Linked DNA regions of Homo sapiens: all the other regions are linked to region 3. Evidence: chromatin loops called from intact Hi-C (ENCODE). Cell type or tissue: PC-9. All regions are shown on one strand.

Region 1 (8,000 bases), 66 kb before region 3:
AAGGTTAATATCATCAGTAGTAAATCATGTTGAGAGCAGGTACCCTTGATATGATGTGATGAGAATGGTACTTTGCCGCTGTGGTCTTCCTTCCCCAAAACCCATTATCCAAGTCTAATCACGAGAAAAACAGTAGACAAATCCAAATTGAAGAACACTGTATAAAATACTTAGTCTGTCAAGGTCAACAAAAACAAGAAGAAATCTAACAAACTGTCAGTCTAATGGAGCCTAAGAAGATATATGACAACTAGATGTAACGTGGCATCCTGAATGGGATTCTGAAAAAGAACAAGACTTTAGGGGAAAATTAAGGAAATCTGAATGAAGTGTAGAGTTCAGTGTAAATAATGTGTTGGTACTGGTTCACTGGTGTGAAACATGTACCACAGTAATGTTAGCAGGGGAAACAGGTGTGGAGTGCACAGGAACTCTCCTTAATATTCTTCAGACATTTCTATAACTCTGAAACTATCCTAAATTAAAAAGTTTACTTTAAAACTGATCCCTGAAATTTGACTTGATCGCCTGGGAGGCTCAAGTACCCTTCACTGAGAACACGGAAGGGGACGTGGGAGGAAAATCATGAAGCTCTATCTCAGACATGAGGCTGGAGCACCCATCAGACACTCAGCATAGACAGCAAGGAGGCAGCTCTGGAGTGGGGCTCAGCAAAGAGCTCTGACCTCATGAAACAAACCTAGGAGCCATCAGCAGATTGGATCTCTGTAAGCAGATGGGGGTCACCTAGAATAAGAAGGAATATAGAGAAGGGCCTGAACTCACAGGGGTTGGGGAGGGAATGGGGAGATGGTGGTCAAAGGGTATAAACTTTTGGTTATAAGATGAATATTTTCTGGGGCTGTAATGTACAGCACGGTGACTACAGCTAATAATACTGTATTGTTTATTTGAAATTTGCTAAGCAAATTAATAAGCAGATCTTAAGTGTCCTCACTCCTCTCCTCCACCATACACACACAGTAAAACACCGTATAGTGAGGGACGTGCTGGTTGATTGTGCTAATCATTACACAATGTACACACACATCAAATTACATTGTATACTTTGAACATATACACCTTTTACTTGTCAATTATACCTCAACAAAGCTGGGGGAAAGTTTATCATTTCCTTCAGAAACAAATTAGTGTAATTCTGATGATTTATATTCTTGTCACCTTTTTTCCCGAAGAAAATAGTTATCTTTTTTGGGTAAAAGATGAGATTATTTGATTAAGCTTTTTTGACTCTCTTCTTTCCAAAACAAGGGAAAAGAAAAGAGCCTCGCTCTAATTGCTGAGAAATACCCACATTTAATGGTCACAGACAGAAGGCCCAGGGTCAAGCTCTGGGGAAATTCCACCTTTAAATGATGCGAGAGGAGGGTCACAAAGGAAATCTCCTAAGTGGGAGAGAAACAGGGGGCATGCACCATCCCAAGAGCCAAGGGAGGATGGCACAGCCAAAGTGGGTGAGTATGTCTGAAAAATCATTAAAAAGGAAAAATGTTCCTTCTACTTAATAGTGATCTAAGAAAGAAGGTTTGGCGGAATAATGGAAGCTAAATTCAAATTGGAATAGTTAAAAAATGAAAGAAAAAAAACAAAACTCTTTCAAGACGTCTGGCTCTCAGATTTTACACCTATGTTCATGGCATTATTCAAAATACCCAAAGGCTGAAACAACCCATGCACCCATGGATGGATGAACAAATCAACAAAATGTGGTGTGCACATAACGAATTCAGCCTTTAAAGGGCAGGAAAGGCTAACACATGCTCCAACATGGACGAACCTTGATGATATAAGGCTAAATGAAATAGACCAGTCACAAAAAAAGACAAATACTAGGCTGGGCGTGGTGGCTCACGCCTGCAATCCTAGCACTTTGGGAGGCCGAGGCAGGTGGAACACCTGAAGTCAGGAGTTTGAGACCAGCCTGGCCAACCATGGCCAACATGGTGAAATCCTGTCTCTACTAAAAATATAAAAAGTAGCCAGGCATTGTGGCAGAAGCCTGTAATCCCAGCTACTCAGGAGGCTGAGGCAGGAGAATAGCTTGAACCCGGGAGGCAGGGGTTGCAGTGAGCCAAGATTGCACCACTGCACTCCAGCCTGGGTGACAGAGTAAGACTCCGTCTCAAAAAAAAAAAAAAAAGACAAATACTATATGACTTCACTTTATGAGGTACTTAGAATAGTCAAATTCATACAGACAGACAGTAAAAGGGTGGTTGCCGGGGGCGAGGGGTAGGGAGAATGGGGAGTTACTGTTGACTGGGTACAGAGTTTCGGTTTTACAAGATGAGAAGAGTTCTGGAGATGGATGGTGCTGATGGTTGCACAGCAATGTGAATGTTTAAATGGTTAAGACAACAAATTTTATATATGTATATTTTACCACAATTAAAAATTTTTTAAAGCAGTTTGGCCAATCCATATCAAGCTACAATGACGTGTCATGAGAAAATTTTAAAGTTGAAGAACATTAGCCTACAGCAGCACTTCCTAAACACTTCCCTACTGACATGCAGTTCAATGTAAATGGGTTACACGTGCCTTGTGAGGGGAACTAAGCCACGCTAACCCCTGACCAGTGGTTTCTGACCTCAAGGATACTCATTCATTCTCCAGTACGTCCTACAAATATTCTTATTTTTAATGTGTTCTAAGATGTGAGAAGTCATGGCTGAAGAAGTATGGGTTAGAGATCATTTCAATTCCATCTCAGTGACAAGAAAAGTTGCTTTAGTTTTCGTTAACCTACAACTTCTGCTGCCAAAGGACAAAAAAGATGATGTGATCTTACTGAAACCAGTAACAGAGATGTTAGACAAATGAATCTCTACTGTAAAGTCACACTCCATGGCCAGGCGCAGTGGCTCATGCCTGTAATCCCAGAACTTTGGGAGGCCAAGGCGGGCGGATCGCTTGAGGTCAGGAGTTCAAGAACAGCCTGGACAACGAGGTGAAACCCCATCTCTACCAACAACACAAAAATTAGCCGGGCGTGGTGGCATGTGCCTGCTACTTGGGAGGCTGAGCCACGAGAATCACTTGAACCCGGGAGGTGGAGGTTGCAGTGAGTTGAGATTACACCACTGCACTCCAGCCTGGGTGACAGGGCAAGACTCTGACCCAAAAAAAAAAAAAAAAAAGTAAGTCACACTCCACTTCTGACAGTTTTTTGGTTTTTTTGTTTTGTTTTTTTGAGATGGAGTCTCACTCTGTCACCCAGGCTGGAGGGCAATGACACAATCTGGGGTCACTACAACTTCTGCCTCCCGGGTTCAAGCAGTTCTCCCACCTCAGCCTCCCAAGTAGCTGGGATTACAGGCATGCACCACCACGCCAGGCTAATTTTTTGTATTTTTAGTAGAGATGGGGTTTCACCATGTTGGCCAGGCTGGTCTTGAACTCCTGACCTCCAAGTAATCCGCCCACCTCGACTTCCCAAAGTGCTGAGATTACGGGTGTGAGTCATTGCGCCCGGCCCTGATAGACCTTTAAGAACAGAATAGGAGCAATACTTTCCTCTTTACAATATGTTAGAATGACAAAAACTAAATCAGTGTATAAGGAAAGAAAAAACAATGTGGTAATTTTGTAGGCACAGAATAAACAGATCAATGAACAAGGAGTTCAGGTAAAAAACCACATATTTGTGGAAACTTAGCACATGGTAATGGCAACATCTCAAATCAGTAGAAAATGATCAATGACTCAATAATAACCATCTTATTTGGAGAAAAATGAAATTAGAGCTCTAACTCATCCCATTCACATATAAAAAAAGTTCAGCTATATTAAACATCTAAGGATAAAAATTCAAAACAAAGAAGAAAATCTAGGGAGAATACTTAATTACTGGTGTGGGAAAGACCAAGTACACATGCCATCAAGGCCAAAAAGATTCAGAGTTTGGGAGCATGACTCATAGGATTGGCATGAGGACATAATGAGTTAAGAAAACTAAGACTGAAATACAGATGACTAAAGGGAGAAATATTATACATACTTCTTTTAAAAGAAAAACAGAAATCAGAAAGAAAAAGAACGAAGAACCTACTAGAAAAAAAGACTGAAGACTATTATAAAAAGTAACATATCCAAAAAAATAGCATAAATGGTCAAACCATGCTAAATTGCAGGAATATACAAAGAAATGTAAATTAAAAGGAGATCTGAGTCTTCTACCTGTTGGGCTGAGAAAGGATTTAAAAGACTGACAACACTTACCATTGGTAAGGGTTTGGGGAAATGGATGCTCTCACTTTTAGCTAATGAGAGTCCAAATTGGTATTCTACAACATTTCTTTTCTTTTCTTTTTTTTGAGACACGGACTTACTCTGTTGCACAGGCTGGGGTGCACTCGCACGATCACAGCTCACTGCAGCCTCGACTTCCTGGGCTCAAGTGATCCTCCCACCTTAGCTTCCCGAGCAGCTGGGACCACAGGAACGCACAACCATGCCCAGCTAATTTTGTTTATTTTGTGTAAAGCCAGGTCTCCCTATGTTGCCCAGGCTGGTCTTGAACTCCTGGGCTCAAGTGATCCTTCTGCCCAGACCTTTCAAACTGCTGGAATTACAGGAGTGGCCACTGCACCTGGCCTGGTACAACATTTCTAAGGGCATATGTCAAATATTTACACTCTGACAAGCACTTCTGTCCTAGAACATAACTGGAGATGTTAAGTGCATCACTTATTGTAAGAGCAAAATATGACGACAACCAATAAGGGATTGGCTGAAAACTTTTTATGGCATACCCGTGCTATGTCTTTATGCACACACATACCCACACACAGGCACTGACACAAAAATGTCCACAACATGGTGTATAAATGGGGAGGAAAAAACAGGGAAGCTGTATATGATTCCTCTTGTATGTACACTCAAACATATATACATACAACACACACGCGATTTACACAAGCATTTGTAAAGTCCAAAAAAGGATATAAATCAAATTGCTCACAATGGTTATCTCCTAGGATGTACAATTTTAGGATAAAATCAGTTTATAATCTCTACACTCCTGTTATTAGAATTTTTCAAAGACCATTTATTACTTTTATAAGTATATATTTTACATACACTGTTGTAATAAAATATAATAAGATAATTTCTATGGGAGGGGACAGCAATCTATGGCAAAAAGGACATAATGATTTGTATGTTCCCTTTCTTCATTAATATGTAAAGTCCTTTAACTATAAGGCAGCTTCCAGTTATGACTGAATGGTCTTAAAACATCCATATTATTTTTTTAGACAAAGGAATGCTCTATACTGCACAGTCAGAAGTTAGATCTTCCTGAGTTATGGCAAAGTTACGACACTGGGGTCCTCATATAAAAGCATAAGACTCAGCAAATAGAGGACAATCTTCTTCACGCATGCATAAATTAGAAGGAGCTACAGCCTGTCAATACGATTTCAGACACACAAAATCATTGTGAGGCTAAACTTAGCAGAGACCCATGAAAATACCCACTATAGGATCAGACCAATTAACTGATCAAAAGAGTAGCTGCAAGAAATTTAACTTATTTAATATATAACCACACCAGTATAATGCCGGCTAAACTGGTTTCTGTAATGGGCATAAAACAATCACAACACCCCCCCCCCAACACACACACACACACCACCACCACCACCACCACCACCACCACACACACCACTTTAAGGATAATGCTGAAAAGACAGGTTGTAACAGAACCTCAATATACAAAGTGATATGTAATCTCAATTTTATTGTAATAATACTGAAAACAGTCACTTCTTAAGTGGGTAATGTCCCTAAGGATAAGTAGTTCTGTAAACTATATTACTGTGTCTAAGAAACATACAGTAAACAAAATGAATGCCATGAAACAAAGCTAATTCAAAGAATTCAAAATACAATTGAACAGTTAAAATCCTTTAAAAGCAAAAACAACTGTAATTTGAATTGGAGATATCAGTACTAACATCCCTACAATATGTCTTCATTTATGACTGGCCTATCTTTCTTTCTTCAGTATCCCACTCCTCATTCCTTCCCATTCCTGGGATCCTGAATCATTAATTCATTCGCACAGCAATTCTTTATTGAGCATTTACTATGTGCCAGGCACCATTCTAAACTGGAGATGCAGCAGTGAGTAAAACTAAAATCTCTGCCCTGGCATATCTTGCATTCTAGTGGCATCAAATCCATCAGTGCCACCCACAACATAAAATTACATCCTTCTGGCCGTCCCACCTCAACATCCCTAGATCTCCCCATTAATAGGCTTTTTTTTTCTTTTTACAGTGCACTCGGCACATGATTTGATTTTCAGTGTCCCCACTTTAGAACATTAAGCTCCAGAAGACAGGAATGTTTTTTATGTTTTGTATGTTCCAAGAGCTTAGAGTATTGCCTGTCATACAGACATTCAAATATTTGTTGAGTTAACGAATGCCTTCTCTTCCCTCTATGGTCTAGCTCTCTCTCCCAATGAAAGTTGCTCACATCTATCCTACTCTGTAAACAAAACACATGTCCTTGTCCTACAGCCCGACCCTACCTTGCCTGCTACTTTCTGGCTTCTTTGAAGATGCAGAACTGCAGTAGTCTGTAGCAACTATCTCCACCTCTTCACTTTCACTGCAACTGCTTTGGTTTTGTTTGTTTGGTCACCAAAGCCTTCTTCATCTGCAAATCCAAACTTATTTTACTTTTTTAATTGAACAAGTAATTCGTATTCACTACAAAAGTACACAGAAAATGGCATCACATGCCATGTAATGACTTAAGCCAGAAACCTGGGAGTTATTCTCAATGTCTCCCTGTCTCTCCCAGCCCACACTCAATCCATCACCAGTTCTGAATGACTCTATTTCCAAACCCCATCTCCAAGCCATCCAGTTATCTCCAGCTCCACTGCTGGGCCTTGGCGCCACCTCCACCGTTAACTTTCACTGGATTCCTGCAAATTGCACCCAGTGGTCTCTCAACTTCCATTCTTGCCTCCAATCCCCTGACCACTCAGCACCCCACACGGTGGCTGTAAATAGCAAAACAGTCCAAGAATCTCCTATTTCAGACCTCTATCACGGGCAACCCTTCACAGGGACACCCTAGTTTCCAAGGTGGCCTATGGCTGTGAGTAGCATGACCCCTGCTGTGGCCTCTTCTCCTGCCACTCTCTACCTCCCCCTACCCTCTAGAGACCTCCCACTCCTCACTTCAGACATGCCGAGCTCTTCCCATCATGAAGTCTGCCCGCAAGCCTCCCCTCCATCTAGATCATTCTTCTCTGATCACTCATCTCACCAAGCTAACCTCCTCCTCATCACTTTCATCATAAAAATATCACTTTCTAAGAGAAGTCTGCCCTGGCTTCTCATCTGAATTACATTGTCCTCTCTTGTAGCAGCCTGTATTTTTCCTTCTTACACCCTTTATAGCACTGTGTAAGTATGTACCCATTCTTATAATTAATTATCTGCTCAATGGCTGTCTCCCTTTGAAAGCAAGATTTTATCTTGATCCATCTATCTATCCATACATCCATCCCATCTATCTAACCAATCTATTTAATCTATCCATCTATCCCCCCAGTGACTAGAATAGTGCCTGGCACAAAAGAGCTCAGATGAATGACTGACTGTCCTATCAGCCTATAAACTGCAAAAACAAGTTCAATGTCTATTTTGTCTGCTGTTATGTATCTCGTAACAAACACATTGTCTGGAATAGAGAAAATACTCAACATTCATTAAATAAATGCTGAATGAATACCAAAAAAAAAAAAAAGCGGCAGGGGGAAGCATCATAATTCTATCTGTCACAGAGAAAAAAAAAAAAAAACACTGGTTCCATCTTGGCCATCTTGATATATACAGCCTTCCAGATTGCTCTACATTGTGTTAATTGTATGGCGTCCAGCTCCTGCAACGCAGGTGGCTTCTCCAGTACCCATCTCTACAAGCACCTGCAGCTGCTCCAGCCTCCAGAGACTA
Region 2 (8,000 bases), 250 kb before region 3:
CATATCCCCTGCTCGGATGACGCTCCACCACCATCACCACCCACCAAGTGGAGAAGCTGCACTTATCAGCTTCAATCTCTAATCCTAGTAACCTCCAAAAAAAAAAAAAAAAGAGAGAGAGAGAGAGAGAAAGCCAAAGCCAACCAATGAGCAGGAGGAAATGAGGCCGCAAAGAGCTTCGAGACATGCAACCACTTTGGAGACACTGGCCAGTTAAAGGGCAACTTCTAGGGTCACTCAGAGCCTCAGGACACCTGGCAAGAAAAGAGAATGAAAGGGAGGAAGCTGAAGAAGGGTGGGGACAGGAATGGAGAAGAGAGAAAGAAAGGTAAGCGGAAGAGAGGAGGGACAATGGAGAAATGTAAATCTACTTGACAGCCAGAGACCTTATCCTTCAGGTCCTGCGTGTGCCAGTTCCTCCATCTGGAATTCCCTTATCCCCTCCTGCATCTAGAGAATGCAGAGTCCTGATTTAAGACTGTGCTGAAGTGTAACCTTGTCTGTGGAGTACCCTCCTTCTCACCGAAGGGAGAAAATCTATCCTCCTGAACCTTTAGTCAGGACAAGATGTTATACTGCAGTAACAATAACAATTGACCCTAACAGTTCAGTGGCTTCAACAAAAAGCCACTTGTTCACACCACACATCCCCTGCATGTTGTGGGGGAGGAGACTCCACTCCATGTAGTCACTCAGGGATCCAGGCTGCTGGAGCCTCCACCTCAGCACAAGCAGCCCTGATTACTGAGTCAGGAGAAGGGCACATAGCAAACCACACATGTCACTTCTGCTCACCCTGCATGAGCCAAAGTCAGTTGTACAACCACTCCTAACTTCAAAGGGGGCAGGGAGGAAGAGTTCCACCATGGGCACCCAGGAGGAAAAACAGAAATATCAACTCTCAGTGCTAAGGCTATCTCCCATGTCTACTCCGGCAGCAGTTGTGATGGTCACTGCTCCATGGCAGCATTTCACATTAGGTTTTATAGTTTCTCCTTTTAACAAGCTGGAAGAAAAGCTCTACTATCTGTACTTGCATTTTTACAGATAAGAAAAATCAAGGCTCAAAGAATTTAAACATATTTATTGAGGTCAGCATTTAAGAACATGAGTCCAAAACTCACACTCTTGCCCCTAAACCACACACATTCCTAAGTGGAGTTAGTCACTTTCTCCTCTCTCCCACTGTCTCTCCCACTGAACCATGAGATCTTCAAGGGAAAAACAGGGCCTTGTTCACCTGGCCAGCAGAGTTAGGCACTAAGAAATGTCTGCAGAGTGAGCACATCAGCTGCATCCGGGATGGAACACAGACGGCAGCCCCAGGCTGCTGCAGCCCTTGCCAGTGAGCACCATGGAGCCCTGCCAATTTCAGCCACAAGAACCACGGACAGCTCCCATGTGGCACTCCCTCCCTCTGGAAGCCTCCGGCAGCTGGGAGACCCTTTGGGAGTTCTCTGGGACTTGGGAGGCTCTGGTATCCTGGCCTCCTGCTGTTCCAGGTCCAACCAAGCCAGCCAGAAAAATGTGGGAGGTTGTCAACAAATGCCCTCCAAGTTTTTATCAGTGTGGGCTTAACTACATTGGCTACTAGCTTATTAAATAAAGTAAATTAGGTCTCAATTATTTGCCTGCACACCAGGCAGGAAAAATGAAATTTTCAATTTAAACATAATATTGCTATTAATATGCAGAGGCAGATCTGAGATCAGACTTTCTGTGCACTTCTACTGAGAGAGGTCAGAGAAGAGGGAGATTCTCATGAAGGGGTCCCCTCCCAACCAAGGCACCCACTGGAGAATCCCAGGCCCTTTCAGAAGAGCTGGGTTTTGGATGCCTGGAAAAGCAGTTTGGGAAGGAACAGCAGAACCTAAACCATGCGTCTGTTTTATTTTCTTCAGTGCATCACTGCCAAATGCCCTTATTAACATTACCTTTCCATATCAAAACATCTAAATCGGGCACATTCGAGGCCTCTGCATTTGCATTTTTTAATGGAAAGAGAGAACTAGTATCGAGGAAGGATGTGCTTAACTCCAAGCCCGTATCAGCCACACAATCCAACAACAGATGCTAGAGGACGTCTTCAAGAGGAGACTTTTAAAATCTACTCATGTGGTGTTATTTGGGCTTAATCAGCACAATGTGCTCTAAAAGCCAATTTCATATCTGGAATCAAAAGAACCAGGATTCAGTACCGATAGTCACCTTCTAGGGCCTCCCCTTCCAGAAACCCTTCTTGCTAAGGGCATCTACAATAAGGATGTAACGGCTCTAATGGAATAAAAATAATCTTTCAAATGTAGATATATATAAAGTTTAAAGAGTTTGAGGTTGGCCTGCTGGGGGGTACAAATTAATGACTAGTCAGACATGCAGTCTCAGGTATTGGGGGTATTTGGTGCCGGATGGTGACCAGCTGTTTGCTATTTCAGCTGAGGACAGAATGAACAGGAAAGATGCTTCCAACTACAGCAGGAGGGGGCCAGACGGGCAGGTGTGGCTAGCAACAGCAATGCCCTTCCAGGAGAGGTTGGTCTCATCCCTGGAGGCCAAGTCACAGTGGATAAGGAGCAAGCTTTTGGGTTCTGCCACCTTTCGCTGGGTGACCACCACCAAGTTATCTTTTAAACACTTTGAACTGCTTTGCGTCTAAAACGTGGGGATGATATTAGTGCTGGCTTCTCGGGGTCCTTAGGAGGATTTTAAAAGAGAAGCACATAAAACATTAGCTTAGTTCTGGCCCATGATTAAAAACAGGATAGACTCATTTGCGCAGTGTTCAGGTACAAGCTATACTTCACCAGACTCTCTTACAGGAGTCTCAACAATTGAAGAGATTTATTCACTGGGTTTATGAAGAGGCTGCTTCCAAAGAAACATAGGAAGCCCATAGAAACAAGTATGAGTTTTTATTTTGGGGGATTTTTTTTTTTAATCAAAATGGCGGGATGTTAATGGGGAGAGGAGGCACTGCTGGCAGACAGGAATGGGAAAGAAAACCACAGGCGGGAAGAGGAGGGAGTGGGGGAGAGGACGTGAGGGGGAAAGATGCGCCAGGCAGGGGGGCAGGAGGACTGCACGCAGGGTAAGTTCCCTCCCCAAAGCAAGGGAAGAGCTGATGCCTCCTCGGAAGGTCGCCCAGAGAGGGGAGGGACAGGCTTCCTGTCTCTGGCTCATTCAGGCTCCAAATGCCAGGTCTCCAAGGTCGGAGAGGACGTCTCCTGTTTCAGCGCCACCACAGAATCTGCCCGCTAGAGGCCCCATCACCCATCTGCTAATCACGCATGTGCCTTCCTAGCCTCAGATGCTTATGGCCCTGCTGAAGGCCTGGTGTTTGTGCCATCGGTTACATGCAGAGGGGCATGATCTGGGTCCCAGTGGCACTGCCCTGCTTTCCCGGGGTCCCCAGTGGCACGGCTCTGCGTCCTCGGCGTCCCCAGCAGTACTGCTGTGAGTCCCCAGGGTCCCCAGCGGCACTGCTCTGAGTCCCCGGGGTCCCCAGCGGCACTGCTCTGCGTCTCTCTGGGTCTCCCCCATTCCCGTCTAGTCTGGGTGAGACCCTTGGCCAGTCCCAACCGTGTGTGAACAGGCCCAGCAGCTGTGGCCACAGGGTCCATGACACTGGGGCGCCTGCTCTGCAGCCCCAGCCATGCGCTGTGCATGCATGTGTGTGCATATGTGACACCCACGTGCCTTCTGCAGAGACATCCAGGAGAAATTCCCACTGAAGGGGATGGCGGCAGCATCTCCCGTAGATCACTGCTCCTGACCTCCGCTGGCAGCCCTAATGGCCCTCTGGAGGATCCAGGTAATACAGTCACCCTCCCCTAGACCTATATCCTCCAAATGTTCCCAGTGAGGAATGTGAGCTCCTGCATCCAGAACCACCCTCTCCCCTGGCTGCCTGGCCCCCTGCGGAGATCACATGCATCTCTAATTTCTCTGTGTTCCGGCAACTCGGGGATTTAGAGCTGGAAGAGAAACCAGTGCGTGAGCAGTCTCACAAAAGCTCTAGCCTGAGGGCCCGAGTATTTGCTAAATGCAAAGCCTGCCAAACTGCACCCCCAAGGCCCTAATGTTCTCCCGTGAGCCACCCACCGAAGACGAAAACAGCTTCCCTGGAACCAACCTTCAGGAGCCACTGCTAATAAAGGCAGGCGTTTCTTACGTTCTACTGAAAAACGTCACCATATAAGGAAGATGACCAACCAAAGAGGACAGGAAGGGTGGGTCTGAGAAAGAGTCGAAGCCATTCTGCAACGGGGTAAATGTTTTCCGCCGAGCCTCTGGATGAGAATTTTGATGGCTCACATTTCCCGGACACTAGCTGGAAAACAAGCCCTGTGCTTTTAAGCACCCGACATCATGCACCATCTCCTTTTAACACCAAATAGCTGTAGGTGGACAGCACTATTACTGACCCCACCTGACGGAGCAGGCACGTGCACACACACACACACAGAGACATGCACACACTCAAGTGCACACACAGAAAGGTAAGGCAGACAAGCCTAATTAACCTAAGAAAATCTAACCCCAGGTTGCTGCCAGAAATGGACTTTGAGAATGCAGCTCAGGGTGAGCGTAGGGTGGGGGAAAGAGGAGGGCCCCTGCCTCTGAGTGAGGCCCCGATGCACCCACCATCCTATGAAAGCAAGCCTGCCCAGAGGCCTGTGCCAGCGGCCTTGGCAGTCAAATGTTCCCTAAGTGGCCACCTGTCCCGTCCTGCCAGGCTCCACAGCTGGGCAGACCTTCCACAAGTGAGAAAGCTGGGGCTGCGTGTCCATGCCCCAGAGCACACTGCAGCACACCCAGGCCAGTGAAGAAACTTGGGGGGTGGTTTGGTTGATTTCATTTTGTTTTCTTGAGGCAACCACACATTGAAGACTCTCAGAAACACCTGCTTTCTACCTTATTACAGTGACCTCTGGTGGTCAAGAATCAGATATTGCACAGCCAAATTAGAATTAAATAGCTTAATTTCAAGCAACTCTAGGTAACAAACGCCTAGAGGTCCTTTAAGAGGTTCTGAGAAGAGCAGAAGAGAAGGAACTGTGAGTCGGGAGCTGCTGCCAGCCCTACTGAAGGGAGGAGACTGGCTGTCACCTGACCCTGAGCAAAACCCGCTAGGGCTTCTCAGATGATGCTTCCAGAGCAAATGCGAAAGGCCTCCGCGCTCCAACCTGGGGCGGCATCTCGGCTGCTGCTCCCCCTCCCCCGACCAGCTGGTGGCATCTCAATGCCAGGCTTAGAGGGCACGGGCTCAGGGAGGTTTTTAGCAAAAGCTTTCCCCCTGCCAGGGGACCTGCCATGAGCTCAGGGGGAGGAAGGGTTTCTGGAAGGCTTGCGATCTCAGCGCCACCACCAGCCCTGCTCCAGCTGCTCCAGGGCTGAACAGGGAGAGGCAGGGAAACTGGGCTCCTTTCCCCCCACTGGAATCACAAGTCCCAGCCAAGAGAAGAAGGTCGGCCAGGAACAAGAGGAAGAAACAGCGTTTCTGCCCACACTCCATGGTACACTGGGTACCCAGGCTATGGTGCCAGGGCAGCCCAGGGAAGGGGGACGAGGAGGCAAGAGAAGCAGCATCTGCTTTGGGAGTCATTCTGGAGACTGAAAGGAAAGATAAAATCCCAGGGGCCATGATCAATATCCCCTTAGCCCTAAGCCAGGGCAGCAGAAGTCAGAGGCTGGAGGAGGGGAATTCTCCTGTGGAAAACAAAGCTGAACAGGGTATCCTGGAACAAACCTTAGCACAAGCAAGCACCTCTATCACCCTATCCCCAAGGACACTCTCAAGACATTCTAGACAGATGCTTTAAACCCTAAAAACTCTCCAGGGACAAGCATCCAACAACCTCAACCCATTCTAGGAGCTTCTAGAAGCTTCCAGATCAGAGCATTCAGACGTTAACCCCTGCACACATTATTGCCACCACTTGGTCTGTCCATAGTGTGGAGGCTTCAGTCAAATCCCCAAACACTAATGACAGATCCTCCCAAGGTATCGAGATAGTCTAGGCCTTGCTGTTTTGAATATGAAGACAGACTGGTTCGCTCTCCTGATATTCTTTGGAATTCAAAACGGATGTAGAATATCAATATCGTCTCAATTTTCCTTTATCTACGAGGAGACGTCAGCAAACCTTTCTGCCAAGGATTGTACAAGGATCATTAAAAGGAAAATGTCCATGGTAATTGTGCCTTTATGCGTATTTCTTCACTCCAATATTCTATAACATAATAATGTTTCACATTTCTACAGAACTGTCTTTTCAGCATGTTTTCGCATTATGCTTAATTTCGTAAGAGTTTCTCAGCCCCACATAACGACACAGTTCAATGCAAAATCAGATATAAATCTAGCTTAAGAGACTCTCAACAGGAATTTCACTTAAAACTGTAAATGTTAAAAGATTCTGCCTCTGATTTATGTTCTGTTGTGTGTGTGTGTTTCAAACAGTGAGCTTCCCCAGCCCTCTTAGACAATAGATGCTGGCAAAGCCACAGCAGCCACAGCCCAGGCCTCGCAGGTCTGACTGGACTGGCTCTGAGCCCCTCTGCAGAGGAAGCCGAGAAGGGGACAGAGGGCAACCCTTCGGTAGAAGCTCCAGCTCCGGGGCCGTGTGGGGCCTCGTGTAGAAAATGAACCAAGGGTGGCTGACACCGTCGCCCGCACTGGCTTGGGGCCAACTTTTAGGGAGTCATTTTGCAGCTTTATCTCATTTCCCTGCTCCTCCAAAATGCCAGGGCAGCATAAGGGCCCTCCGCCTCCTGCGCCCACACGCACCTGTCTTAAAAAACAGAGGGAGGGCCAGGCACCATGGCTCATGCCTGTAATCCCAGCACTTTGGGAGGCTGAGGCGGGCAGATCATGAGGTCAAGAGATCGAGACCATCCTGGCCAACATGGTGAAACCCAGTCTCTACTAAAAACAAAGATTAGCTGGGTATGGTGGTGCACATCTGTGGTCCCAGCTACTCGAGAGGCTGAGGCAGGGGAATCGCTTCAACCAGGGAGGCAGAGGCTGCAGTGAGCCAAGATCGCGCCATTGCACACGCCAGCCTGGACCGCAGAGTGAGACTCTGTCTTTAAAAAAAAAAAAAAAAAGAGGGAGATCCATGGCCAAGGCAGAAAGTCCTAGGTCAGGGTTTTATTCTGTATTGTACCTGGCTGTGGTCATGACCTTGCACATGTCAAGGTGAAAAGATGACCCCTGACTCCCTGCTTACGGGTACACCTGGGAGACGGGCAAGCTGACAGTGCCAAGAGCTCATTTGGGAAGAAGCAGGCTGATGCCTTCAGGTGCTGTGAACTGTGAATTCTTGATGGAATTAATGAATCCAGAGGAGGCATTCATCCATTGTCTAAGCACATTTAAGACAATTTTAAAATGTGGATTATTTACATACTAGGCTCTAATGACTCCGAAGCAACCATTACAGTCCGTCACGTAAAGCCATATCCAAGCAATCTGATTGCACCGGATCACACGCATGCCGTGTTTAGACAACTTACAGTACACAAATTATTTACATCGTGAAAACATCTCTGTAGCCCTGGCATTACGCTATCAAGAGACAACACAGCAGCAGATTAAATTGAAATATGCTGGCAGCTTTTGAAACTTTCGACTTTATTCCAAAATGCTAAAAGCCAAAAAAAAAAAAAAATCACAGTTAGCGTGTCTAAAATTTCACTTGAAAGGTGGGGCTGTGGTGAGTTGCCACCCAAAAAAAGAAAAGTCGCCACTTTGCAATTGTAAAATCCATTTATTTAAAGAAGATTGAAGTATCCAAGCCTTCTGATAGCACTTAACATATTTTAAAATATGCACTGCAAAGCTCTAAAAGTTCCTGAATTCCTCCATAAAAAAAAAAAAATGTTTTGCCACTTCTAATGGACTCCAACCAACTCCAAGCAGAATCTGTAGGGTACACGCCCCCAGAAAAAAGGCAATTGAAATGACTTGTCTATATCTTTCCAGGAAAGTAAATTAT
Region 3 (8,000 bases):
TTAGGCTGGGTGCGGTAGCTCACACCTGTAATCCCAGCACTTTGGGAGGCCGAGGTGGGTGAATCACCTGAGGTCAGGAGTTCAAGACCAGCCTGGCCAACATGGTGTCTCAACTAAAAATACAAAAATTAGCCCAGCGTGGTGTTCAGCACCTGTAATCCTAGCTACTTGGGGGGCGAGGCAGGAGAATCGCTTGAACCAAGGCGGCGGAGGTTGCAATGAACCAAGATCGCGCCATCGCACTGCAGCCTGGGGGACAAGAGCAAGACTTTGTCTCAAAAAAAAAAAAAAAAATTCCTTTCTTCATTATCACTTGCAAATAGATTCTTTTATAGAAATTATATTTAAATAATATATAAATTATTTCATTATTAGGGAAAACAATGTCATTTAAGTCATCTTCAATGTTTATTCACAGTCTACTTGCTTTTATTTCCTTTCTCTTAGCAAATCTACTGAAAGGAGAAAGCCAGCTAACAGACCACTCTTCTGTTACCTATTAGATAATTTAGTTTAACCTAAAGGAACACAAAGCTCTAGTTTCATTTAAGAATGGGAGGACACAGGATCTGTGAGTTGTTATGGCATTTAAAAAGTCATCTCAAGACAGGCGCGGTGGCTCACGTCTGTAATCCCAGCACTTTGGGAGGCAGAGGCAGGCAGATCAGCTGAGGTCGGGAGTTTGAGACCAGCCTGGCCAACATGGTAAAACCCCGTCTCTGCTAAAAAAAACAAAAATTAGCTAGGCGTGGTGGTGCATGCATGTAATCCCAGCTACTCAGGAGGCTGAGGTGGGAGAATTGCTTGAACACAGGAGGCAGAGGTTGCGGTGAGCCAAGATCATGCCACTGCACTCCAGCCTGGGTGACAGAGCTAGATTCCATCTCAAAAAAAAAAAAACCCAGTAAATAAAAAATAAAAAGTCATCTCAGCCGAACGTGGTGGTTCATGCTTGTCATCCCAGCACTTTGGGAGGCCGATGCAGGAGGATCACTTGAGCCCTGTAGTATGAGACCAGCCTGGACAACAGGGCAAAACCCCGTCTCTACAAAAATTAGCCTGGCATGGTGGCACGCACCTATAGCCTCAGTCACTTGGGGGACTGAGGCAGGAGGACTGCTTAGGCCCGAGAAGTGGAGGCTGCAGTGACACAAGATCACGCCACTACACTCCAGTCTGGGTGACAAAGCAAGACTGTCTCAGAAAAAAAAGTGATCTCAAGAGTAAGACTGGGTATCAATCAAAGTGGTTGCAGCTTGAATCATCAATTCTAATCATGCATTATTATTTAGCTAAAATGATGATTCCTAAATATAACACGTTTTATTTCTAAATGTTTCTTGGCAATTGAGTATCCAGAAAGTCAGCAAATCCCCCACGAAAGTAGAGAAAATAAACTTTTTTACGGCTCACCATTCATCAGCTACAGCAGGCTTGAAAGATACTATGGGCCGGAGGCTTAGCCTGAAATTTGGCCTGCAGAAGAAAACTCCAAATAAGATTTCTTCAAGAACTGTTCTAACGTAGTACTGAACTGCAAGCAGTGACCTCCCTAGAGGAGAAACCGGAGTCAACAGCTACACGAGTGCACAATCCAGGGTAGATGCACCCTAAGTCCAATACAAGGAATACTAGGCTAGTTCCACCACAATAATAATATCTTAAAATAAAAGTATCAAACAATGAAGTTATTTAAAATATGTCAAAGGCAAGAAAATGCTCCAAAAAAAAATCTAAATCCATTACAAAGGTAATTTGAATAAAACATCATTTAATCTCTAGGCCTAACCTCTCTGAAATAAAGCATTATATAATCTTCCAACTTAGTCAAATTATACAAGAAATGCTACTTTAGGCCAGCTCAGTGGCTCACGCCTGTAATCCCAGCACTCTGGGAGGCCAAAGTGGGTGGATCACTTGCATTCACAAGTTGGAGACCAGCCTGGGCAACACGGCGAAACTCCATCTCCGCAAAAAATACAAAAATTAGCCAGGCATGGTGGCGCGTGCCTGTAGTCCCAGCTACTTGTGAGGCTGAGGGATCACCTGAGCCCAAGAAGTCGAGGCTGCAGTAAGCCGAGAGAGATCATGCCACTGCACTCCAGACTGAGTGACACAGTGAGACCGTCTCCAAAAAAAAAAAAAAAAAAAAAAAAAAGAAATGCTATTTTATAACAAAGGAGCCATAGCATAGCACTCTCAACTTCCTGTAAGAACAAAAATATTGTGTCAATATGTTCACAACACAGTTCAAGTCACAAAATCATGAGATAATTAAATTGACTTTTTAGGTTTCAATCTGTTTAGCCAGAAACCTTATCCAAACTGTACTGATGCAAATCAGCATGAGAACTATAGCACTATCAAAATAACTCCAGTATCTTATCTTTTGTTTTACCTTTTATCAGTGATTTATGGGCTGACTAATGGTAAACTGATTTGTGCATGTGCCAGAAGTCAGCTCAGGAATACAAAACAGGAAAAAAATTTAGAAGAATCAGATTCATGAATGAAAATGCTGACGTCATAGTTCAGTTCCCAGCAGAGTTTAGAGTAGCATATAAAAAACAGTGTATCTTCTGGAATGTTAAAACACCAAAGTCATTTCGTAAAGGAAATAAAAGAAAAAGTCATTCCTTGCTCAGAATGAGGGAATGGAGAAAAAAAGAGAAAAGCTCAATTAACAACCTTTTCCACAAACCAAAAATGAAAAATATACAATGTATATGGCACAAACTATCATAACTTCTAAACCACATAATTATTTTGTGTTATTGTTAGAAATAATATTTTTTAGGCAGGGCATGGTAGCTCACACTTGTAAATCCCAGCACTTCGGGAGGCTGAGGCAGACGGACTGCTTGAGACCAGGAGTTCAAGACCAGCCTGGGCAATACAGCAAGACCCCACCTCTACGAAAAAGAGAAAAAAAAAACCTAAGCAGCCATGGTGACACACACCTGTAGTCCCAGTCACTCAGGGGGCTGAGGCAGGAGGATCATTTCAGCACAGGAGGCCAAGGCTTCAGTGAGCTATGGATTGCACTACTGCACTCTAGTCTGGGCAACAGAGCGAGACCCTGTCTCTAAAAAAAAGTAAGATAAAATAAGTTTTAAAAGAAGTCACATTTGTTACAGGTGATGACTAGTTGTGTCTCTAAATAAGTAGGACACAGCCGCCCCCCAACTTTAAATCTTTCTCCCACCACACGGCATAACTTTCAAAAATGAGTGCATAATACAGCTAGGCAGTCCTCCACTGAAAATGACCCAGCACAGGCCTACCACACCTGATTTTAAGTAATTCTGAATAATATGGGGTGGAACTCAGTGACCAGAAGAAAGCTCCTGAATTTTTATGTGAGGGAAGAAAAAACAAAAAAACAAAAAAACAAAAAAAACAAAAAAAAAGCCTTTATCTAATGATGTAATATAAACTAATAAAAAAGATTATAAAAATTTGATTTACTTAGAACTATTAAAAGTGGCTAGTGGCATGGATTGTTCATATTTTTCATCTCTCGGCAGCACTGAAAATACAACTAGTAATACAAACTTCTGTAAAGTTTAGACACAATTTACTAAAATCCTTTTATTCAGGACACTTAAGTAACTGATTCCTAGATGTCTAATGTTTCCCAGGGAATTTAAGATTATTACATTCTTAGAAAATAACAGTGACCCTCACATCCTTGGTGACCTCTCCAAAGCACAAAACTGTAAGGACATTCTCTCTTCTTTACCATTCATATGGCTTAAAGTAGCCATTCACCCAAAATGGATTTTTTTTAATTTAAGCAATAAACAATTTTGCCAATAAACATTTTAAAAAGAAGATCTTATTAAGTTAAAATGCAAACATGCCAGTTTTATCTGTAAATCTAAAATGTGAAGAGATCATCTCACATTGTTGCCACCACAAATATCTTTGAAAGAACATCACTACCCCCTTGTGGATTCGCAATAAAAAAATCCTTCTCTTGAATCTTTTTAAATATTCCATTCTGCTGAACTTCCATCAAAGTTTTCATTTTCTTCACTAAGAAGGGTTATTTCAATTACTTTTTAAAAAGACAAACAATATTTTTCTTAAAACCAATCCAATCAACTTATTTGTCCTCTAAGCGTCCCCATTTTGGGGAGCATTCTTTATACGTGTGCATGTGTTGATTCAATACAATAACCCTATCAACATTCCATTTCTTCTTCAAATATCTGAATTTATACTTCCAGTCATCACTTTGAGATTATTTTTAATCATAAATGAGTAATTTTTTCCACTATAACATCTTTTTTCTTTCTATCTGATAATTTCACACTTTGTACCAATTTCTTATTATCACTCCCAAATGATTTGATATCCAAGTGCCCAGAAAACCAACAGGGCACATATATCCTCAGAAATGACTTTTCAGAAAAGGATTAAAAAACAAATTTAAGTTTTAAGAACATTAATTCTTGATTGTATTAATATACCTTCAGAAATGACTCCTGGCAATCTAAATCAAGCACCATGAAGGAAAAATAGACAATAACTTTTTTTCAAAACTTGTAAAAAGAAAGGCTTTCTCTCTCTCTCTACGTTGAAAGAATACCTCTGGTTGTATCTGCATTTCATTCTAATATAAGACACAAATACACCTTGTTGAATGCACACTGTAAAAGAGATTAAGTGAACTTAAACATCTGATGTATCCCTTATCATAGACACTAAATTTAGCTGAAAGTATAAATCATCACTGCACAATGCACAGGCTACATGGAGAAAGAGTCATGACTGACTGTACTGCCCTTACTGGAAGTTAGCTCCCCATTCTCTTAGACATGTTGAACACAAAAATAGGGACATGGTAATTTACTACTGTCAACATTTATTCCAATGGTTAGATAGGAATAAATGGGGAAAAATCCACTTTGCAAGTGTTTTTAAGTGACTGAATACATAATCTTACCTTGTGGTAACTGATAAGGGGAAAAAAATGGAAGAGATACTGCATGGTCTGCTGAACGAATGAATGCTCTATGTCCCAAAAGTCACACATCAGCCCCACTGAGAATATTACACATCCAAAAATTATCTGCTTATGCACCTGTCCAAAACTAGCGACTGAACTGCACAGCAGAACCAATCAGAGCTGGGCTTCACAAGGTTTTGCTTTTCTGTTGCTATGACTATTGTTTTGGGATTTGCAGGTAGGGGAGATATATATAAGATATATATAAGAGTGGGGTATATATATATATAAGAGTGGGGTATATATATATAAGATATATATGAGTGGTATGAAGAAATGAAGTTGGGGTGAGACCTTTGCCACTTAGTCTCCACATAATAACATGTTTAAAACTATTAAGAACACAGCCCCAAACGTTTCTTTCAAGAAATGTCACTTTGTACACATGAAAACTACAAAACCGTAGAGAGCAGAGTGATGAATACAGCCCCAAACAAGCATATCTTCCTTGAAGTTACCTTCGGCTCACAGTCTCAGGAAAGGATATGTTACGTGACTTGAAAGCCCTGGCTAAATTTGAAAAACAAAAACAAGAAAGTAACTGCAAAAGGATTCATGTACAGGAGAACAAGCAACCATGTCAGGATAGAGCCAAACACTGAGGTTGAATATGGAGGAACCTTTAAAAAAAAAAATCTCTAGTCATTCCATCTTATGCCATGTCAATCAGTTCGAAGTAAATGAACAATCCTCCAGAAAAAGAGCAAAAGGGGAAATAATGTGGCTGACCCTTGGCCTCTCTTTGCAATGGGGTACATAATATTTCTCTGTAAGTCCAGGGTAATGAGGTAAAAAAAAAAATGCTCAGGAAACAGTACCAATCTTTACACAGGAGGCCCATGACCTTCTACAAGCAATGGTGTTCAAAGCAGAAGGATGCAATACAACCTTAGAAATATACAGCTAGCATACTGATGGCAAAAAAAAAAAAAAACCCAAAACCACCCTTTACTCACCCTTTACTTTGTCCCATCACGTGAACTGCTCTCCATTGTCAATTTATACAAGGAAACACTTCCGGCCAGGCACATTGGCTCATGCCTGTAATCTCAGCACTTTGGGAGGCCTAGGTGGGCGGATCACTTGAGGCCAGGAATTCAAGACCAACCTGGCCAACATGGTGAAACCCCGTCTCTACTAAAAATACGAAAAAAAATTAGCCGGGCATGGTGGTGCACGCCTGTAATCCCAGCTACTTTGGAGGCTGAAGCAGGACAATCGCTTGAACCTGGAAGGCGGAGGTTGCAGGGAGCGGAGATCGTGCCTGGGCAACAAAGCAAGACTCAGCCTCAAAAAAAAAAAAAGAAAAGAAACACTTTCCTTATAAATGCATGACAATTATCATGGGAGACCATCTATATGTTTGTAAGTCCCTCTCTCTAATGACAAAATAGGAACATGGCTTAATCACAGGACTAAGGGACACTATATCCAGGGATGGCACAAAATAAAAGGATATGATAGTCGGATCAACCTCTAGCTCGAACCTGATTAGGTATTCAAGAAAAATAAAAAGAAAGATTATACACTATCTGGAAAATAGAGTGAATGACCGTACACTCTTATTCAAGTTACACAGACAAAGTAGCAGAGCAAGAATGCTTCTCACTCTCACTCTCAAACACACCAAAAACTAAAGGCAGTACTATATATAACAGGCAAAGGAACATTAGGAGAGGCCCCCATACTTCCTTGTAAATGAAGGCTCCAAATGAAATAATATACTTGGCTGTGCTTAAAGAAATTTATTGTATCAAGCCAAAGAGACAGAAAGAAGCTGGCTAAATGCAGCAAAAAAAAATTTCCAAAATCCTACATGGGGAGGCCCAGAGCAGAAAGGACCCAGTGTTTTATCTAGAGATGCTATCTAGTTACAAATACTATTACCAGCGGCCTTCTGGCTTAAATCTCATTCCATCTACCTATTCTTAGGGAAACAAGAAGCAATGCCTTGTGCTACAGGACAAAGGGATGGTGGGCATCCCCTTCTTACTAAAAGGCTACAAATACAGTACATCTAACAAACACTTTTTTATAATAATGACAGGTCAGTGAAGAAACCTCTCTATGTGGGAAAGGACAAAAAATAAAAGGAAAGGCCGAAGAAAAGAAAGGGAGGTCGGATTTAAGTCACCTAGAACATTTAAAAAAAAAAAAAAAAAAAGGACAGGGTACATGATTCTAGAAGATACACACCACCTTAGGAAAAGATCTGTATAATGGAAATGCAAAAGAAACACACACATCACTTGTCAACACAAAATACACTCAGTCACATACTCATACTGCCAAACCACATATTACAAACCTCACACAGGAGTTTTCACAAGAGTGAAATAGTAGCAGAATTGGTTTCTATATACGTTGTGGAGATGGTAAATCTAATTTAATAGAGGAAAAAAGAAAAGGGGTATTTCAAATTGTTAGTAATTTTTATTATTATCATTATTTATACCTAACCTGTACCCACAAAGAATTTGAGGCAATTTACAAAAATAATAATACCATTAAAAAGCATAAATTAAAAGTCATATAATAAAAGTGATAATTATATCAGATGCCTAGCCTAAGAATGAGCATCAATTAGGTATTAAATTTGGATATAATTCTTCATGGCAGTGAAAATGTAACAGCAGCTCATACAGTTCTCACTATCTACTATGAACCATACCAGTTAATCCGAAGAAAAAAATATTTTTCTACCACTTCCTTATATAAAAAATACATTTGACTCTATGTTCTATAGAATGCCTAGTGCGATGCTGCCGTTCAAATATTAAATAAGCATTCCAACCAATCATGTATCTAAACAACCTAAAAGTTATGCCTACACAATCAGATTAAGAAGGCTGACTTTACTTTTGTCTACACACACACACACACACACACACACACACACACTCTCTCTCTCTCTCTCTCACACTCTGCACACAGTCTGGGGGAAAGCTGCTAAATGCCTCTCCCAGTCCACCCTCCCACCCTCTTC

What was found. Hi-C counts contacts between places; a loop is a spot of excess contacts. Peaks named below come from ENCODE experiments on the same cell type or tissue, not always from the same donor. Only the 100,000 strongest peaks of a DNase experiment are listed, where the experiment ranks them.
Region 1: it touches region 3 in a loop (5-fold over the local background); 10 of 110 quality-filtered maps call a loop at or near these places.
Region 2: a loop joins it to region 3, with 4 times the contacts of the local background. A loop is called at or near these places in 3 of 110 quality-filtered maps.

What each region holds. Positions count from the first base shown.
Region 1 is chr1:6,856,126-6,864,125 of GRCh38, reverse strand. The region is part of intron 3 of CAMTA1 (calmodulin binding transcription activator 1); the gene reads right to left. Among named protein-coding and RNA genes, the nearest start is that of CAMTA1, 75 kb to the right of the region's middle. In PC-9, no CTCF peak of the experiment used is centred here; DNase peaks (open chromatin) are centred at 3,565 and 3,945; H3K27ac peaks cover 2,128 bases.
Region 2 is chr1:7,039,834-7,047,833 of GRCh38, reverse strand. All of the region lies in intron 3 of CAMTA1 (calmodulin binding transcription activator 1), which reads right to left. Among named protein-coding and RNA genes, the nearest start is that of CAMTA1-AS3, 30 kb to the right of the region's middle. In PC-9, a CTCF peak has its summit at 4,931 (motif pointing left); no DNase peak of the experiment used is centred here; H3K27me3 peaks cover 2,610 bases.
Region 3 is chr1:6,790,291-6,798,290 of GRCh38, reverse strand. The region is part of intron 1 of CAMTA1 (calmodulin binding transcription activator 1); the gene reads right to left. Among named protein-coding and RNA genes, the nearest start is that of CAMTA1, 8.8 kb to the right of the region's middle. In PC-9, a CTCF peak has its summit at 3,953 (motif pointing left); a DNase peak (open chromatin) is centred at 2,440; H3K27ac peaks cover 1,172 bases.